2 separate regions of the Homo sapiens genome follow, and region 2 is linked to region 1. Evidence: chromatin contacts called from ENCODE Hi-C or POLR2A ChIA-PET data. All regions are on one chromosome and are shown on one strand. The core of a region is the stretch at or near the end of the contact, and the rest is flanking DNA. Distances in the headings are between cores, read along the strand shown. Region 1 holds the start of PERP (p53 apoptosis effector related to PMP22). Region 2 holds the start of ARFGEF3 (ARFGEF family member 3).

Evidence for each region. Hi-C counts contacts between places; a loop is a spot of excess contacts on that map. ChIA-PET counts read pairs that join two places held with the same protein, here RNA polymerase II (POLR2A). Pooled maps may share reads with other maps.
Region 2: a map of naive thymus-derived CD4-positive, alpha-beta T cell shows a loop between it and region 1 (2.1-fold over the local background). The contact joins the promoter of ARFGEF3 here to the promoter of PERP in region 1. A Hi-C loop is called at or near these places in 7 of 168 maps with a recorded cell type or tissue (Caco-2, chondrocyte, dorsolateral prefrontal cortex and 3 more) and 8 of 50 pooled maps. POLR2A ChIA-PET finds 5 or more read pairs at or near these places in 6 of 52 experiments (CD4-positive, alpha-beta T cell, HEK293, PC-9 and 3 more).

The regions. Positions count from the first base shown.
Region 1 is chr6:138,105,677-138,110,402 of GRCh38, reverse strand. PERP (p53 apoptosis effector related to PMP22) reads left to right here and starts at 2,984. Exons shown (of 3, transcript NM_022121.5): 1 at 2,984-3,276. The coding sequence starts at 3,063. RefSeq lists a silencer at 2,806-2,855.
Region 2 is chr6:138,160,095-138,165,335 of GRCh38, reverse strand. ARFGEF3 (ARFGEF family member 3) reads right to left here and starts at 3,397. Exons shown (of 34, transcript NM_020340.5): 1 at 3,165-3,397. The coding sequence starts at 3,249. RefSeq lists a silencer at 3,295-3,524 and an enhancer at 2,618-3,588.

The DNA of each region.
Region 1 (4,726 bases), core at 1,735-4,234:
GTGAAAAATAAGGCCCTGCATCTTTGCCAAATGGTTGACAGTGGGAGCATTTGCCACATCCAGAGGAAACTCAATCACTCCATATCTACTGGAGGGTACTTCATCCATGGACTCAACTGGACAGCCACAAGAGAACCATGTCAAAGGCCCAATGGTCCTACAGAGATGCCCAGAACGGTGGCAGGGAGATCATGTCACTGCAGCTTGGGAGATAACTAGGAGTAGTTTGGGTGTTTACAAGGACCAAAGAAGGGAAGAAAGGAGACATTTGGATACATCCATAAACTCTTACGAGTGCTTACTGTGATGAATAGCACTATCTCTGCTGTCAGGCTGCCTAGGTTGAAGCCTGGCTTTGCCACTCCGTGACTGCATGGTCTTGGGCAAGTTACTTAACTTCGTTGTGCCTCAGTCCCTTGTGTAAATGAAGGAGATGCTGGTACATGCCTCATAAGGTAGATGTGAAACACCCACTGGGACATAGTAAACTCCAGCAGATGTTTGTTAGCTGCTATTATTATTATTACTATTACTTTCTACCAATTTTTATTTTTAAAATTATTTATTTATATATTTTTGTTGGTAACAGTCATTGGTTTTATAACCATAACCCCAAATTAGAAAAATAAAACCTTTTTGTTTATGGTGATAGTTTCATGGGTATGTACTTATCTTCAAATTCGTCAAGTTGTATATATTAAATATCACTTTTTTGTATGTCAGTCAAGCCTCAATTAAAAAAAAACTTTCTGTAGGTGCAATTTACATTTTTGCCAAGTGCTCAGTGCTCAGGCGCAATCCCTACATTGTCCAGCAGGGGGAACTATCCAACTGCCTACTGTTCTCTATGAGCCATCATTTTATGAATATGGCTAGGATGAATGATTGCATTGTCTCAAATAACTTAGTCACTTACAGTTGGTATTCACCTATAGAATTTGCCCTTTAGAAACATGGACATTCCCCTCTTTCAATGTTCAAAAGTGGAAAACCTATATGAAAAATCATCATCATCATCATCAACCCTTACTATATGCAGGAACTATCTTGAGCACTTTAGATGAATTTGCTCTTTTAACAATCATTAAAACACTGAGGTTAGCACTGTCTGTCTTACAGATGAGGAAATGGAGGCACAAAAAACTGAACTAACCTGCCCAGTGTCACACAGCGAATATGAGAAAGCGTGTAAACCTGAACCATCCGGTTCCAGAGTCTGTACCACATGTTGGGTATATTATTGTTGGAAACCCACCAGGGTCAATGTGGTCTCTTCCAGAAATTGTGAAGAGCTAATCTCTTTGTGTTCACCTCGGCATTAATGAGCTCTTTTCCTCAAGCCCATCGGAAATGGTTTCATTGAATAACGAAAATAAATTATATATATCAAGTCCAAAATTATCCAGAGATATTAAGATGCCTGCAAAACTCTCATTTTGTCTGAAGCCACTTTGCTTCTGGTCAGTATTTGACTTATAAGAATTTTTTTTTCTCACAAATATATTATACATAGCTAATTAAACAAATATCTTCATTACTTTTGAAAACCCTGAGAACATAAATATCACCATTTTCTTCACACAGCTTCCACGATACAAAATTAACTTTTGGCAGAACACCCTCTTGTGTTCTTTGAAAGTGAAAATATTTTCCTGTAATAAAAATATATGACGTGGTTTATGTAAAACTTGAATTATGTAAAATGAAGGCTAGGGAAATTATTTCATGTATTTTCAGATACTTTCTCCATGCTTTTATTCGTCCTCAAGAATTGCCAGAAAATGGCATAAGTCAAAAGAGTATTCTGTTTCTATTGAGAATATCAAATTGGAATACAATTTAAAATATTTTTAAGTAGTTCCCACTTTTATATTAAATTAACAGAAAAAATAGGGGATTCAGAAGAAATCTTTGGAGGTACAGGGTTAAGACATGACCCCCATACGATGTTTCAGTGATTTTCCCAAGGCCACCGAGGTGCCTGACACTGAGAACTCCTTTGTCCTCAGCGGCACACCTGGCTGCCACCCCACCCTTCCTGTCACATCTTAGGAGTCAGAACTGCGACGGGAGCTAGCCCAGGACACCGAAGGGGGGATCCTAAATGCAGGTTGCATGCTGACGTATGATTTTTATTTGGAAAAACCTCAAAATAGTAAATGAAGAGTAGAGAGAGTGCAGTTTAAATAGGTAGAGATTCGTGATAGGAAGTGGACTGCAGCAGAGGCGACATGAAATTATCTGGGGAAGCCAGATGAAGCCTTTCCGAAAGGAAGCGAGCATTTGTTAAATTACATGTTCATTCATCAAATTCACTGAGCTCCCCTTGAGATCCAAACACGGTGCCGGACACTAAGGATACACAGATAAATTCAGCATCGCCTCCGCTTTCCAAAATCTGGCAACCCAGCAGGAAAGAACAGCATGCAAAGAGATAAGAGTACCCGGGGAGCCACGGTCCAAGGTGCAAAGGCGGAGCCTAGGAGGAAGGGATCACCTGTGTCAGCAGGGGTCAGGGACGGGCTTCTGGGTTTGGGTGCACGCGTCCAAAGGAGTGCAGCCTTTATCCACAGGTGCAATTAGAACACCCATCTCACACTGCTGAAAACTCAGATATGGCACTGCTGACCACCGCCCCACGATGCGACATCAGGGGTCAGATATTAGGCTGGCGCTGTGCAGATAAACAAGTGTATATGTTGGTGCGCCAGGAAGACAAAACACGCGCCTGGAGAGGCCAGGAGAGCGGGACTGGAGGGTTGTGGGACGCGCGGGACCCTCGGGCCGCCTTCCGCCGCCGCCCGGTGTCACCAGAACCCAGCCTGTTTACCAGCGGCCCCGCCCGCCCCGGCCCGGCAGGGCAGGTCGGGGCGGGCGCGCTCTGAGTCACCGGAATCTAGGTGGGGCCGCCCGGAGCGGCGTCCTCGGGAGCCGCCTCCCCGCGGCCTCTTCGCTTTTGTGGCGGCGCCCGCGCTCGCAGGCCACTCTCTGCTGTCGCCCGTCCCGCGCGCTCCTCCGACCCGCTCCGCTCCGCTCCGCTCGGCCCCGCGCCGCCCGTCAACATGATCCGCTGCGGCCTGGCCTGCGAGCGCTGCCGCTGGATCCTGCCCCTGCTCCTACTCAGCGCCATCGCCTTCGACATCATCGCGCTGGCCGGCCGCGGCTGGTTGCAGTCTAGCGACCACGGCCAGACGTCCTCGCTGTGGTGGAAATGCTCCCAAGAGGGCGGCGGCAGCGGGTCCTACGAGGAGGGCTGTCAGAGCCTCATGGAGTACGGTGAGTGCCCGCCGCCGCCGCCGTCGCCGCCTCCAGGAAGCCCTCGGGGCCGCGGCCTGCAAAAGCCGCCGCGCGTGATGGGCCCTCACAGGGTCGGGGGAGCCAGTGCTTTTCAGAATGCCTGTTTAGGACGAGCTCGGGCTCATGCATCCGACCTGAACCAAATGCAGCAGCAGTAGCTTTGGGTGGCCAACACCAAGCTCAGAAACAGAAAAAAAAAAAAGGCCGTAGTTCAAACTGTATAGTTTTTTTCCTGGGTTTTGTCGGTTACGTACGAAAGATTATTTCAAGCATTGCAAGTTTAGATGAGTAAATATAATGAACAAAGTTTCTTGGAGACCTGAAATTTCTTCCCATTTCTCTTCCTTCTCGTTTCTTCTTATGATTAAAATATAAATATTGAAATAACGTGCCTTCCCTAATATCAGTGGATTCGTTCAACTTGATATAGCTGAAAAAACTTTCTCATTTAAAAAAGCCCTTTCAGGCAGTTTTAGCAGTTAACGTTTTCAATAGATATTTCAGTCTACTTTACCGGTCAGGCTAGTTCTTGTTAGCTCTTGTTCTAGGGCGTGTCCTTTGGTTTAAGCATGGCATTGTTGTTTAGAAAACTTAATTATTTTAATCCGATTTGAAATCTAAAAAGCAAACACATTCCCTACACTCGCGACGTGAAGCAGAGTTGACAAATTTAATGTACCTAGCAGGTGAAGTACTGTATGCCATTTTCCCAGCATGGAGGAAGCTCCCTGCTTGCCTTGCTGAAAGTCAGGACTGGAGCATAGTTCTTGTCTGAGAAGGCATTTTCTTTCACAGTGGGAAGCCCCCTCTCCTTTCCTGGGGGTGGATGGGAATCACAGCTGGGGTCTACTGTGATTAGCAATGTGTGTGGGGGTGGAGATGGGGTCTGTGAGAGCCTAATAAAACCTTAAAGCCAAATGGGCTTTACCTACCGGGTTTAATAGTTTTAAACACAGACAGCAAGCTACCCTGCCTGTTTTCATTTCTTACTATTACCATTGACTTGATTTTTTTCTTTGAAGTGGCCCAGGGCTTCCAACCCAATCCTGTTTATTTGTGTTTCCGGGGGACTATATCAGCAACTTGGTGCCCTTTCTTTTGTGTAATCCTTTGGACGTCACTTCCCCACAAAAGGAAGCATGGTCCCCATTAGCCAGGTAATAAAATGTAAACACTGCAGAAAATTCCAGCTTTCTTTGCAGTTTGTGTGTTTTCTTCTCTGAAAACCCATACACTGTGCCAGCTCAGGTTTGTATCATCTCCAGTGTTTTAGGTTTTTAAAGCGAATTAATTGTTTTTTGAAATAATGTACCTCTATCTTCTAGTTAAAATGCATCTGAACTCAGTCTCTTCTAGGGGACCTAACAGATCTGCGTGTGTGTTTTTAAACATACTTTGATAATTATACCCTACTCCAAAGACTAATGCA
Region 2 (5,241 bases), core at 2,148-4,647, 55 kb before region 1:
AAGGGTCTCAGTGTCGGATGCCCCTCTCTCTTATGAGGGTCTAAATCAAGGATGATCTCTCTCCCATGAGGGTCTCAGAGGGGGATATCCCCTCTCTCCCATGAGGGTCTAAGTGGGGGATGACCCCTGTCTCGCACAATGGTCTCAGAGGGGGATGCCCTCTCTCTCTCATGAGGGTCTCAGACGGGGATGCCCCCTCTCTCTCATGAGGGTCTCAGAGGGGGATGACCTCTCTCTCCTAGGAGGGTCTCAGTGGGGGATGCTTCCTCTCTCCCATGAGGGTCTAAGTGAGGATGACCCCTCTCTCCCATGATGGTCTAAGTAGGGGATGGCCCCTTGCTCCTATGAGGGTCTAAGTGGGGGATGACCCCTCTCTCATGAGGGTCTACGTGAGAGGTAACCCCCCTTTCCCATGATGACCTAAGTAGCGGTTGACCTCCCCATCACATGATGGTCTAAGTGGGGGATGAGACGTGTTTTCCTGAGATGGTCTAAGTTTATTGTTGCCTCTTTTCATGAGATGGTCTAAATGTGTTGATTCATGAGCCCAAAACTGTGGAGACCCACGCAGAGCATGTCAGTCAACCCACAAAGAGCAGGACAAGATCCCTGAAACAGTGTCTAATTCCTAAATCACAGCTATTCTTGTAAGGGGTATTTTAGTTAAAGGAGTAAATAAATCCCGTTTTGTATAGCTCAGCTTAAACTAGCTTTTTTGTCTCTTGCACCCAACATATTTGTCAATTACACTGCCCGTAAGAGCCTACCTGTGCACACAATCAACTATTATCCAAAATAGTAGGTACTCTAAGAGAGTCATCAAGGCAAGGATCTGAACCCAGACAAACAACTTATCCTATTGAGGAGCTCAGGGAATGTTTCCTAAACAAGATGGACCTTGCCAAGTCTGAAAAGGGAATTCCCTACAGAAGGACTAGCAAGAGCAAAGGCAAAGAGAGAAGTGTGCCACACAGCATGTTCAACAAAGTGCTGCAGCTGACTGCCACTAGATTGTTGAATCTTGGTTGGGGAGTGACAAGAACAGAGGCTGGGGCTAGATTCTGAAGAGCATTCTGAGGAATTTACACATTAATCTAGAAATAAATTGGGGGGTTGAAGAGTGACAGGTGTTTTGTAATCTAAACAGTGACGGGCAGTGGAAATGGACTGGAGTGGGAAAGGCAACAGGAAAACCTATCCCTATAGGCCTTTGTTCATGTCTCCAGCATGCCCTTCTAACAAATTCCTTACAGGGAACATTTTATTCATCCATATATCCCATTGCTCATTACCAGGGAGGTCTTAATAAATGTTTCCTAAATAAAGAAGCGACGGAAAGAAGGAACCCATAGCTTCCCCATTCTTCAAGTGAAATCTACTTCAAAAGCCCCACCAGCTCACACCAATTCTCCCCCAATCCATGGACAACACATTTATCCTCCCTTCTTTGACTTGTTTTCCTGGTTTGCCCAATCCAACTGCACAATGAATGCCCTGCACTATTATTTAACTATTTCATGCACTTCTGTCTTGTCTTGCTAATGACAGAACAATCACTGGGAAAGGAAGTACATCCACTCAGGCTGGTTTCTTTCAGATTTGACTCGAAAAATTTACCTGCCTCAATGCTCAGCCTCCCCAGTGGCTTTAAAGGACCTAAACTCAGCAACGTTGTGGTTTCACTTAATAAGATGTTGATGTCAGTATTTAAACTTATTAAAATACTAGATTAATCTCCTCCTCCCTGTTTATCTAAATCTGCTTAATTTGCAGCAAAATAATAACGAATACTAGGAATGGCATGTTTAAAGCACAATTGGGCCCTGCTTTATCATGTTACCCAGCCATCTGTGACCCTTCATTAGAGGCATTTTGGAATCTAGCTTCGAATCACGCTGCTGAATGACAATGGCAACGGCAAAAATAGTACTGTGGCTTTAAGAGCCTTGCTGTTCTCTCAGATTTCTGGTCCATTTTTCTTTAACAGTAAGCTAGAATGGTCAAGTGCTGGTTCTACCTACAAGACAAACTTCCTAGACAATATTCTAGACAATTTTGTGATGATAGGCACAGGTTTAAAAAAAGATGCTGCTATAATTACCTGTACACACACCCAAACATATGTGAATTAAGACCATCTACATATTAAGAGTCACCTAAACCACTCTCAAAATTTTACATTTAGTGGAAAACCTGCTAAAGGCTCTTCTCTATCTCAGGCTGCATCAAAGCACACACAGTGTCATGACAGACAGTGATGGTTCTTGGTTGCAAGGGAAAGGGAGTCAATTTCATTTTTCAATTGAGTGGCAACTGAGGCATCACATCAGGCTCCAGCAAGGCAGAGAGAGGAGCCCATAGAGCTAGCTGCGCTGGCTTCTTCTTGGCCTTTCCTTTCTAAAAAGCATCACCATCACCCAAAGTATGCTTCTGATCTATTTGCATTACCATCCTGACCATTTTGATTGCCCAAACCCCGCCTAACTGAAATGTCTTTCCGTTTTTTTCCGCTGCTGAGTTCTGCAACCTGAGTCTGATGAGAAACACAAATTTGCTCCCTGGAACTTACTTCAACGCTAGCACAGCTCACAGCCCTAAAATCCCACCTGTCTGAAGGGCAGACCACAACAGAATTGCAGAGGTAACATGATCCCCGCCCGTATGTTATTTTTCATGTGCAATAACCAGGAAAGCTAACACTAAGCAAGCTGACCTCTATCAGGAAAATCAAATTAAACAAGCCTTTCCTTCCTGGTTCCACTCGCCAAGGATTCGACATCGGGGTTGTTGGTTTAACTTCCCTTTTCCCCAGAGGCGCTTCGCTGTCAGGCCCCAGGATTCGCACCGGCTCCGGGTCCTGCCTAACTCGGCGATGGGGAAGCATCGTCCCCAGCGCCGGGACCAGGAGAAGGGGGCCGCCAGGCAGGGAGGACAGCGGTTCCCGAGGAAGGTTTCGGAGAGTGAAAGAGACCGGAGGGGAGGCGGCTGATGTCCACGCCCGAGCCAAGACTCTCAAATCCCACATCAATTTCCCGAGGCGACTCTCGCAATCGCCAGAACGGCACCCATGACCGACGCTCCGCGAAAGCCCCACGCGCGGAGGCGCGGGTTCAGCCCCGGCCGCGCGGCCCTCCCGCCGCGGCGAGCAGGTGCCGGACGCTTACCCAGGGCCCAGGTGCAGCTCTCCTTGATGGCTTTGTACTTGCTCCCGGACGCCTCCTTCTGCAGCTTCCTCAGGATTTCTTCCATCTTGACCTTCCAGGCGCCGGGCCGCCGCCCACAGGGAGAGAAGCGCGGGCGAGCCGGGCCGGGGAAGCCGCCGCTGCCTGGCCCTGGGCGCCTAGGCGGCCGCCGCGCGCGCCCCCATGCCGCCCCGGCGCGGATGCTGATGAATCACGCCCGCTCCATGCCGCGGGCCACGTCAGCCCCGCGCCCCGCCCGCCGCCCCGCCCCGCCCGCCTGGGTCAGGTGCGCTCCGCTCGGCGGCGGCTGCGGGCTGGGGCCGGAGAGTGAGGCTGGAGGCCGCTGACCTGACCGCCGAGGCAGGCCCCGCGGGCGCCGCGCTTAGCGGAAAGGTGGGGACGGATGTCCGGAGCTGGCTCGCCAGCCGCCGGGAGGGAGCGCCTGGTCCGCGGCGGGCGGCGGGAGGCAGGCGGGGAGGGGCCTCGCCGCGGTCTTCGCACCCCCTGAGCCGACGGTGGCCGCGGGCGGAGTCGGAGCGGCCCAGCCCGGACACCGGGACCCCCAGCGTGGTGCAGGCGCCGCGCCCGCTGCATCCCGTCGTCTGCTAACCGGAAAATTCTTGCGTTCAGTCACTAACAGCTTTTTTGGGCCACTCCCTGTGCCAGGCTCGGGCGATGCAGCGTTGCACACACTGTGCCCCTGCCTGCAGGGAAACTCCAGTCAAGCTTTCAACACGCGGCGGGCGGTGGGCTGCGGTGGGGCTGGGGTAGAGCTTGATATGCCCAAGGAAACCAGGCCCAGAGAGGCTGGGTTACTTCCCAGACCAACAAGAGTTAGACTCCAAACACGTCCTGAATCCAAAGCCCCTTCTAAAAACCCCTATCTCCTCCCCTTCCCATCCTCTCTTGCGCTGAATTGCTGCCCTGTGAAAAATGTGGTGCACAAGGGCCGCCGCAGCAGAGGGCTTCTCATTGGGGTGAAAAGGGGGAGCCCCAGGAGACTCACGCGGGCGGTGGGGAAGGCAGTGTGACAGGGCACCCCGTGTTTCCTTTTTCTTTGAAAATGTTCCTGTGGTGGAAGTGAGGATGATGGACTGCAGAGGGGCAGACTGGCAGCTGGGAGAACAAAGGTTCTGCAGGAATCTAGAAACCAATTAGGCCAAGGGTGGGTAGAAGGGGAATAAAGGAAAGTATGTCAAGAGATATTGAAGGGTAGAAACAATAGGATTTAATGACACAATAGGGGAGAGACGGTGTATATGGGATGGCTTCCAGGTTACTTGTTTAGGAAATTGGGAGGATGGTGGCCCCATTCTTTAAAGAAGAGAAGATAAAAAGGGTTTGGATTAGGGGGGATATATGAGTTCAGTTTTGAACATGTTCAGATTGAAATGATAATGAGATACTTGTAGATTTTTTTTATGGACAGGAACTCAGGATAGAGCTCTGGGAGGGATGCCAGTATTTGAAGGGTGGTAAATATAGGAGTTGTTGATGCCTCGAGTTTGACAAAGGTTGCACAAGAGAGGGAGTGACGGCCCCCCTAATTCTCAAATCATGGGTACAGGAGCAAGGGCCCAGGGAGGAGGCTGAGAGGAGCAGTCCGAAATCCGAGGTGTAGGGGGTCAGCCAGGGGAGGGACTGCCATTGGAGGGTGTCCAACACATGGGGATGTCAGACTACTCCTTCGGCGCTCTTGGTACTGAGGAGGCAAAACCTACAAAGTCCCAGCCCCCAAGGATGCTTCTACCGCTACCCTCACGCCCAGTGAAGCCATCATTTAAAGAAAGGTTTAAAAAAAAAAAAGTAAAAACGCCGCAGCAGATAATGTACTTGGGTTAAAGAAAATTGTTAACTATTTGGAAAAATATATAGATCACAACTTTATATCGTGTAGCAAAATAAATTACAAATGTATTAAAAATTAAATTTAAGAATTAAATGATGAAAAGTTTAGAAGAAAGCATAAGTGAATATACTTATCTTAATGCATTAAGATTATTTCTAACAAACTAAGGCAGAAACTGAAGGAAAAAAGGTCAATAGATTTGACTATTTG